Linked DNA regions of Mus musculus: region 1 is linked to region 2. Evidence: chromatin loops called from intact Hi-C (ENCODE). Cell type or tissue: gastrocnemius. All regions are shown on one strand.

What was found. Hi-C counts contacts between places; a loop is a spot of excess contacts. Peaks named below come from ENCODE experiments on the same cell type or tissue, not always from the same donor. Only the 100,000 strongest peaks of a DNase experiment are listed, where the experiment ranks them.
Region 1: it touches region 2 in a loop (2.2-fold over the local background); 1 of 42 quality-filtered maps calls a loop at or near these places.

The regions. Positions count from the first base shown.
Region 1 is chr8:85,935,239-85,940,238 of GRCm38, forward strand. Phkb (phosphorylase kinase beta) reads left to right here. Exons shown (of 32, transcript NM_199446.2): 9 at 170-233. Among named protein-coding and RNA genes, the nearest start is that of Phkb, 97 kb to the left of the region's middle. In gastrocnemius, no CTCF peak of the experiment used is centred here; no DNase peak of the experiment used is centred here.
Region 2 is chr8:85,844,578-85,849,577 of GRCm38, forward strand. The region is part of intron 2 of Phkb (phosphorylase kinase beta); the gene reads left to right. Among named protein-coding and RNA genes, the nearest start is that of Phkb, 6.1 kb to the left of the region's middle. In gastrocnemius, no CTCF peak of the experiment used is centred here; no DNase peak of the experiment used is centred here; H3K4me3 peaks cover 104 bases; H3K27ac peaks cover 2,711 bases.

The sequences.
Region 1 (5,000 bases), 91 kb after region 2:
CCAGGTCAAGGTGAACCTAGAAATAGTTTTTGTGGGTGATTAGTATGAAAAATGAAACTAAAATAATGGAATGTGGGGATGGTGTTTTTCTCCTGTGTGTATTGTTATGAATGTTCATAAAGAAACTTGCCCATTGGATGTCAATAGTAATGTCTTCCCTTCTTTCTAGCTCTGTTGGTTTAGCAAAAGCAGCCTTAGAAGCAATTAATGGATTTAACCTCTTTGGAAACCAGGTAACTTAAAAACAAACAAACAACTAATTATTTGCATGTCTATCAAAGTCATTTATTTAAAACCTGTGACTACCTGAACTATTTGTGGCATCCTATGCTTGAGCAATTTTGCTTGGAAGTGATTAACCCCTTGAAGTTCACCTTTCATTGGTTGTTGGTACTAGGGTCCTGGTAAGTCTGATTTTGGTTGTTGGGTAAGCTCTCTACTCTCTAAGCTGTTTCTGAGGAGTTTCACATTTTTTCTATGTGTTCCTGGCATTGTGCACCATAAAGTTGACATGTCAGTGCTCATGTTGGTTTCAATTTTATTCATTTCATGCAGAGAGGGAATTTTTATAATGTCTGCAGTAGGGATGGGAAGTTGTGGGCCTAGTATAACTCTCCCTCCCTTTCCACCTTCCTTCCACCTCCCCTTCCCTTCCTCCCTCCTTCCCTTCCCTCCCCTCCCGATCTTCCCTCCCTCCCTCTCCACCTCTCTCTGGATAAATTGGAGCCCAGAAAAGTTACCTTAGATTTTCATGAGATCATTAAGCACTTTTTGCACTTACAGAATCTAAGAGCTGACAGTGGATTCCATTATTTTTGGAAGAGAATGAGTAAGAGAAAGCTCAGCATTGTGGGCCAAGCACTGGACTCATTTTCTTCAGGAACATTTGAAGATTCCTGAAATGCGACAGAGCAATGTGACATTGTATGTGATTGTGGCTAACAACTGGTTACTAGTGTTCTTAGTCACAGAGGTATGGTGCAGACAGTGGGTTCGGCCAAAACGATAAGAAAAGGAAGCCCAATAAGGAAGTTAACAAATTGGGGTAGGTTGTAAGTCTTCTAGTGTTTCTCAAGAAGACTGCCAGGCATCCTGGACTAAAGCAGCTTGGACCGGCTAGATCTTCCTAAGCTGCAAAGGAGAAAAGGGAGTGGCACTGACTCTCCAGGTCTGCTGTGATGCTGGTAGTGATTGGCTTGGTTTTTGTCATGGCGTTGCTTCCTTTGAAGTACCTGAGGCCATGCCTACTATTTAACAGCGAACCCCTCTTTTCTATGCACACTCCATAGAGCACACTCACTCACAGTCCACTGTGACTGCTGCCTTGCTGCTTGTTGAAGCTTTACTCTTCTGGAATCTGACCTGCCTAAGCAGGCATTTCAATCTTAGGTATAAATGTTCTGCCAGTATGATTTCTTAGCGTGTTTTTGAATCTTACGTGTACATTGGGCTCAGAGGAATTCTGAAAGCAGTCACTCATGACACATAAGCACCTTCCTGACCTAGTATAAAAGGCGCTGTTTAGAGTTTAGTTATCCCCTTAGAGTTTTAATGCTCAGAAAATTCTAAAGTGCGGCCAAGAGCGTAGCTGTTTTTAACATAACTCTGTGCTGAATGTTACTAAATGGATATTGGTCATTTATTAGTTCAGGTAGAAATGGAAACAAAATTGGTCATTTCTTGTAGCCACACAGAAGTAATGGGAATAGGTATGGAAAAAGAAAGGACAGTCACAAATGCCTCTTCAGATGAGGCACAACCTACAACCAACCAACCAGTCAACCAGTTGACATACCAAAGCATACATGAAAAAGTAAAAAAAAAAAAAAGGCCGGGCGTGGTGGCACTCGGGAGTCAGAGGCAGGCAAATTTCTGAGTTCAAGGCCAGTCTAGCCTACAAAGTGAGTTCCAGGACAGCTAGGGCTATACAGAGAAACCCTGTCTCGAAAAAACAAAAAACAAAAACAAAACCCAAAAAGCAAAAAACAAAACACCAAACAAACCCAGAAACTATCAGGTAAGCAATACTCCTTCCTGGTTAGGATCAGTGTTATTTCTTACTCAGAGCTGTCTTTTTAGCAGTTGTGTGGTAAAGGAAGGAGTCCAATGTCATAAATTCACACACGTTAATGGGTGTGCTCTCCTTGCTGAGATGTCTGTGTGGGACTCCACTCTCCGTAAGAATTCCCCGATTTAATGCCCTGCACACATGTCTGATATGCTAGTGCTTTTCTTGCTAGCTTTCTGGAGCACAGGCCCCCTGTTTACCCTCAGCCATCACATGCTATTACGGATCAGTGGGTAATCCTTCCCGTGTTGATCTTGGCTGGTTTTTGCTTGGTTTGTTGTTGTTTCCCATCCATCTTGTCAGAACTACTCTAACTCCTACCAGGACTGCACGGGACTTGTCACACTTGTCTTACTCCCAAGCTGTGCTCACTCAGAACGTGGCTTCCCTAGTGCTTCCTACAGTCTTCTGTCTAGTCACATCTTCTTGGAGAATCACAGCTTTGGTTTCTACTGTACACTTGTGTTATAGTTTCTGTGCCTAGCCCTGTTCTGCCATCACTCCACCCTCACTCAGTGTATCCAAGTCAGCCTCTTTTCAGTTCACCAAACCGACAATCTCGTGCTCAAGAGGAAGCAGCATCCCCTTGGCAGCTCCTGCACCTCCTGCAGCTCCTGCACCTCCTGCAGCTCCTGCACCTCCTGCAGCTCCTGCAGCTCCTGCACCTCCTGCTTGCACTGCCCTGTGTGGACTGCAGCTGAGCACCGGCTGGTTGCTGCTCTGCTTGCTTCTTTCTAGGGTCTTTCTAGATCTCACCTGGGCTTATTTACTTTTTTCATACTTTTCTTCTATCCTTTTAATTGCTTTCTGTTTTTTGCTCCTCTTAGGCTGTTTCTGTCCTAGGAATGAGTCTATCCAATTTTACCCTCATTCTTTTTCTTGATGGCTTGATGACTGATATAGCTACTAATCTGCCATCTTTATGAGAAGCCCTTGTTTCTCTCCAAAGTCAATTAGCCTAGGACCAGCCAGGGAAACTACCTTTCTGAGAACATCTTTCAAAGCTGTGCAAAACATGTGAGAAACTCCTGATGGCATCCACAAGGTCAGAAGACACTGTGAATGTCTACTCACTCTCCAGAGGCATGGAGCTTGCCCCCAAAATAATAGCACTAGTGACGCATGTGCCAACACTGGCCCCAACTCAGCCTCATTTCACTTACAGAGACTGTTGATGCTAGCAATATATAAGGGTCATAGATAATACCTTTGGCCTTTGAGACTGTGTCGGAAATATTTGTTCTGGTCATGAGGCTAAAGGGGAGAGGACAGCCTTCTGTACTTCTAAAACTCACGTCCTCATGGTAATGATCAAGGACTATCATCTTGAACATGTATTAGAATAAGCAATGACAGATACTAAGTTGGGCAGAACAGTTTGAGCTCTTAGCTATAAAGAGGCTCTGGGCAGAGTCAGCACATTATACGGAGTTGTGGGTTTAGAAAGTGGAAGATAAAAATCAATCTGGATACTGGAGAGATGGCTGCTGGGTAAGAGCTCTTTCAGAGGGCCTGGCTTCTGTTCCCAGCACCCACGTGAAAGCTCACAGCCATCTACAACTGCAGTCGTAGGAGACTTGGCATCCTATTCTGGGTTCTATGGGTACCAGGCACATATGTGAGGCACAGACATATATGTAAGTAAAACACTTATAAAATAAGTATCAAACAGCCAAAGTTAATAGGCTTTTTTCAAGTAATTCCTATAACACATCCTTGCCTTTAGTTGTGGAAGGCAAGAGACTGACAAATTCACTGAGGTCAAAGTCTGTAATTGGTGATGACAGACTGCTCATGTTCTGCAAAGTGTTCAGAGCAGAGCAGACGTTTGCTTTCCTTTGAAATCTGTAGGCCTAAAAGTGCACTCAAGCAGTTCAAAAAAGATTTCAAGCAGGTGATAATTCTCTGTGGGCTTTCCTCTATAATGTTAAAGACTTGCTTCTAAATGGGTATTAGCTGTCTGTGTCCTTGTTTGGTTTTGAGGGTTTGTTGTTGTTGTTGTTGTTGTTGTTGTTTCCCCTCCTGGAAGCCTGAGCTATAATGCCTATAGGATGACATATATTTTTATACAGAGATTAGTATTGTATCTCTGTTTTAGGAGGAAGTCACCTTATGAGATTATTTTCTGTTAGGCATGCATCTTAAAGGCTAGCAACTGAAAATTGGGGCCTCTATAAATACTTGAGGACTTTACTGAACTAAAGTTATTTATTTCTGCCTTGAAAATAGTAGTTTTACTATCATATGATGGAGAGAGTTGCCAAATTTGCCTTTTTAGTTACAAATTTATCTATCTATCTATCTATCTATCTATCTATCTATCTATCTATCCATCCATCCATCTATCATCTATCTATCTATCTGGTGCAATTTTAGACCGTTATTGGCCTACAGATACATTGTAGTTCCTGTCCTCTTGTGTATTCACAGACCCCCCCCCCCCCAACCCACTTATTTTTCTGCCATTCTTTCTAACAGTCTGCTTGCTGCTGCTTCCACCAGACTCTAGGCTCTGGCTTTGGTCTTCTCCTTCCCAGCTGATCTGGATTTAGTGCCAATGTCCATCTGAGCCAGGTGTGAGGTTTTCATACATTACTATGTATCTAATATCTGGGTCAGCTGTGTGTTCTAGAGCAGTGTTCAAATTCATTCTTGTTTTTCCTCAAAGTGAAGTATGCTGTACTCTGATGGGCAAGATACTTTAGGGTACGCTCTACAGTCAGTCGAAATGTAGGACCTAGGACTCTCTGTCTCACCCCAGTGTAGCTGCTGAGAGATCTTCGCTCATTCCCTGTTACCAAGTTTTTTTGTGAGGGTTAAAGATTTATTAAAGATGGTGATTTGAATGACGAATCATTCTGTTTTACTAGATAATGTTAATGAAGGCTTATACTAGAAAATTATTCTACCCAATTCTAGATTGATACCTAAA
Region 2 (5,000 bases):
GGGAATTGAACCCAGCTCCTCTGGAAGAATAATCAATGTACTTTAGCTGCTAAACCATGTCACCAGCTCTGTTTGCAAGTATTTTATTGAGAGGTTATTTTGTGAAATAGCTTGAGTAGTATTAGTGTTCTTTGAAAGACTGAACAAATTCTGCAGTGAGTTAATCAGATTCTGTTCCCCCCGCTCTCCACAACCAACCCCCTCTGGAAAATACCTTATTGCTTCAAACTCATTGGTTGTATATGTTTATATTGTTTATTTCAATCTTGGTTTAATTTTGGTGATTCATATGTATATATATATATCTATCTATAGATATATATATAGATATATATGTAATTTATTCATTTCTTTTAGATTACCTGATTTGGAAGAATATAGAAATTTAGGTTTTTTTCTTATGGTTTTATGAATTTTATTGTCATTTGTTATGATGTCTCCATCTTTATCCATTTTCTTAATTTGGATTGTTTTCTATCTTCTTGTTAAACAAGGGTTTGTCAGTCTTTTTATCTTTTGAAAGAATCAGTCTTTTCTTTCATTGATTTCCCCACCCCCTCCCCCAGAAAGGGTCTTACTATGTATTCCTGGATGTCCTACAAGTCACTATGTAGAACATACTGACCTTGAATTCACAGATATCTGCCTGCTTCTGTCCCTCAACTGGTGAGATCAGAGGCTTGCACCACCACCCTCAGCTCCTTTCATTAATTTTTACCCTGATCTTAATTATTTCTATCTACTGCTTTTGGATTTGACATGTTATTTTTCCCTCCTAATGCCTGACAGTGCATCATTAAGTTATTTATTTGAGAACTCTCATATTTTGAGGCAGGTATTAGAACTGTACTTATTGTGTTGCATAATTTTTGAAATATCTTGTTTTCAAGTTTATTTCATTTACAAAAGAAAAATTTTAAATTCATTGCTTAATTTCTGCAGTGACTGATTTAGCATTCAGTACTGTGTGGCTTAATACCTCTATGTTTGTATGCTTTGTGCATTTTCCCTAGCTTTGGATTATCAACTTAATTCACTGGGATCATGTTATATAAGGATGTTATTGCACCTTTCCTATAATTGTGAAGGATTACTTTGTATTTCAAATTTCATTTGCATAGAATACCCTTTTTCTGTCATTTTATTCCAAGGTTGTCTCTATCATTGGAAGTATGATGTTAACTTGGATTCATAAAAATGATAGATCTTGTTTCTTAATCCAGTGTATTAGTCTGTCTTCTCAGGGAGGAATTGAGACCACTGTTAATATTCAGTTGTTTTTGAAAGATGTGTGTTCCTGTCATGTTGATGATTTGTTGTTTTTCCCTAAGCCTCTGATCACCTGCTCTCATATTTATTTGTCCTTGTGGCCTCTTTGGTGTGTTTATTCTTCTCTTGTTTCACTTACACCTTCCTCTTTTCCCTCCAGAGCTGCCTTAGTGGTCATATATTCTTTTAGTTTGCTTTTATCATGGAAAGTTTTATTGCTCTGTCACTCATAAATGATAACCTTGCTGAGTATAGCATTCTAGGCTGGCAGCTGGCTGTAATCTTTCAGAACTTAGAATATATCTTTTTGGCTTTAAACAGTTATAATAGGTAGTCAGCTGTCCTCTAGTGGGCCTGCCTTTTCATGTCTCCTGGCCCTTGTGTCTTGTAGCTTTCAGTATCCTTTCTTCATTTTTTTGTCTTTAGTGTCTTAACTATTGCATGTCATGGGGAATCTCTTTTCTGTTCCTGTTATTTCTCTGTGAGTCTCTTGTGTTTTTAAGGCATCTCTTTGTCAAGAGTTAGGAAGCCATCCTCTATAATGTTATTGAAAGTGTTTTCTATGTCTTTGTCTTCCAGTTTTTTTCCTTCTGTGCCCAAATTTGTAGATTCAGTTCTTTGATGGTATCCCAGAGCATGCTTCCCCACTTATGCATTTAACAACTGATCATTTCCCATGAGAGGATGATTGAGTCCTCTTCCTAATCCTTTAGTTACTGTGTTCTGTCTCCCTTCATTCTGTCCACGATGCTTTCCACTGAACTTTTTGACAGTTTGAAATTTTTCATTTTTTTTGGGTTTTCTTCAGCAATTCTGTTATCTGCTGAATTCAGATTTCATCTCCTTAATTGTCTTTTTTATTTCATCTTACCTATTTGTGTTATCTTGGATTTCAATCAGTTTTCTCTTGTTCTCTCTTAATTTGTTCAGATGTTAGTAACCTCTTTCAATTCTTTGAACTGCTTGTAATTGTTCTTTTAATTCTTTGTGTTTGATCTTGTCTTACTTGTTCTCTTTGGGGACCAATACTATGATATTGGTAATTTTTGTGAGAAGCATATTGTCATGTGTGTTTGTGTGTGTGTGTGTGAATGCACATATGTGTTGCTTTTGTTTTTTCTGATGAGACATACTTCTGGTGTAACATGGTTGTGTCTTTTGCTTTTGTATTTAGCCTACTGAGTCAGAGCCTAGAAATGGGAGCCCTGGAGGAGGGCGGGGAGGGAGGACCAGGTAAGGAAGCTGCCTTACTGGGTTCTGCCCGGGATGCTTACACAGCGCCAGCTGAAAAGGCTGTAAGGATGGAAGAGCCAGTTAGAGTGGAGGGAAAGTTTTACATCAAGTTTGGGTCATCTGCAAGAGCAGTATGCACTAACTGTTGAACTACCCTCTTCAGCCAGGGTGTGTATATGTATGTGTGATGTGTTGGAGGTGGGGTTGTGCTTGCCCCAGTGTTCCTATGGAGGTCACAACAACTACGTGGAATCTCCTTTCTCCTTCCTGTGGGTTTCTGGGACTGAGCACAGCAAGTGCCCTTGTCCTCTGAACAGGCTCATTGACCCCGGCTCTTTTGTCCTTTGCTCATTGAGGGTTCTTTTGTTTGTCTTAATTTTTAAGCAATAGTTTCTGTTGGCTATCTTGGCTTTCCTACTAAAGAGTGAAACCTTTTGATGACTAAATTTACTCATTATTTCAGGGTACATAGAATGCTAAGGAAGTAGCTTTTACATTACTCAGTATTTGAAGGTCGCAGACCAGAAACTTTTTTTAAAAAATCAAATACATCAAGAAGCAAAGTAAAAAAAAAAATAAATAAATAAACTTAAGTATTAACCATTTTACAGTAATTTCTTCACTATTACTTTGAATATTTGCATTTTGATAGGTTCATCTCACCAAAATTTACAAGGCTATAAAGAAGTACATGGCAATTTATTTGTTAGAATAATATCACAATAAATTTACATCTATAATTTATTCATTTAGATCCAGCATTTGTACTGGAAATTATGTGCTTTATACATTTACATATTTCAATGGACATTGTTTTTGCAATGTTTTGAATTTTTATTGTATGTTTATATTAATAATCTGAGTGAAGCATCCCCTAAGGAGGGAAACACCAAATTCTGCAGCCTCAGATCTAATATCTCTGTTTTGTGTTGGAATCGTCTGCACTCTGAGTGGTTTGTTAGTCTCACTCTTCCTGTTCTATTGTATATAACACTCATAGCCCCTCTCCTAGGCAAGCTTCTCTCCATTCCCTCAGCTTCTCTCTGGGGAGTTCTTACAGTCCTGAATTGGGGACATAAACACAGTTCCATGGTGTCAATCTCAAAAATTTAGGAGTTTCCTTATTCTATTAGGGATTTTTAAGTCAGACTAAACTAAAATTTATGGCATTGATAAAGGAAAGAACTTCAGGCCTTGATAGTTTAAAGCGAAAGTTGAAGATTTTTTACAGGCAATTTAATATAGAGTTTAAGCATGAAGGTAAGAGAAGTGGGAGGGGCTCAAGGAAGGGAAGAAGACATACCCAAGGGCATGGACATGGGCTCTGGGGTGGGGGTGGTGCAGAGGCAGAAAGTAAGACATATCTGAATGTGGGGGTGGGCTTTTCAAGGGAGGGTCACAAAGACTCACCTCAGTTGTAGGTATGGGCTCCTCAAGGAAATGTTTCAGAGAGAAAGACATATCAAAGTGTGGGTAGGAATTCATCATGAAAAAGTCACAGAAAGTAAAGTATATCCAAGTGTAGGGGCTGGCTTCTCAAGGGAGAGTTGGAATTAATTACCTTAGCATTTGGCTTTGTATTCAATTTTGATAGGTCTCAAGTCATGTGTCCCAAAGTTTCTGATCAACGTATGTTCTCCTTTTCTCTCCTGGTGAGTAAGACTACAAGATGGCTCAAAATGTCTTAGATGGTATCTTAGTTTGCCTCCTATTGCTGTCATGGGGGGGTGAATGCAATGTGGGGAGCAAAGGGTTTATTTCATCTTGTATGTCACTGAGAGAGGTCAAGCAGGGCAGAAATCCGGACATAGGAACTGAACTGGAAGAAGTAGAAGAATGGGGCTTACTGGTTTGCTCCCCATGGCTTGCTTTGCCTGCTTTTCTTATAGAACCCAGGATCACCGACCTGCTCAAGGATGTCACTGTCCACAGTGGGCTGGGCCTCCTACACCAATCATTAATCAAGAAAATACCTACAAAGTGGCCAGAGTGAATCAGGAAGCATAGCCTCAACTGAAGCTCCTGCTCCATAGGTGACTGTGTCCTCGATCACAGTGACAAAATCTAGCCACAGAGGTAGAACCTTAACCTGGTGGGGTGAAGCAGGAAGCTACTAAAGATGCTCAAAGGGTTCATTATATGTCCTTCCCGTGTAAATAGACTTTGCAGTGACATTACAAGAAAAGCATACATTTATTGGTTAGAAAGGTAAACGCTTATACAGTTGCTATTCATGATGGATCAATTCCCATTTTGCTGCTGGTGGGAGTCTTCAATCAGACCCTAGCATGAGAGGTTTCTTTCCTTCTTATATACCCACAGTTTTCTGTCTCTCTGACTTATTGACATCTACAATATCCAAGGGCCTCCACGGCAACTCTGGCTTCACATTCGTGGGTTTTTGCAGTGGCCTCTTCTTGTAATTTTACGAGTGACTTATGCAGTAAAAGAGACATTTCTCTTTGTAATCCCTTAGGGAGTATATTAGGTATCAGTTA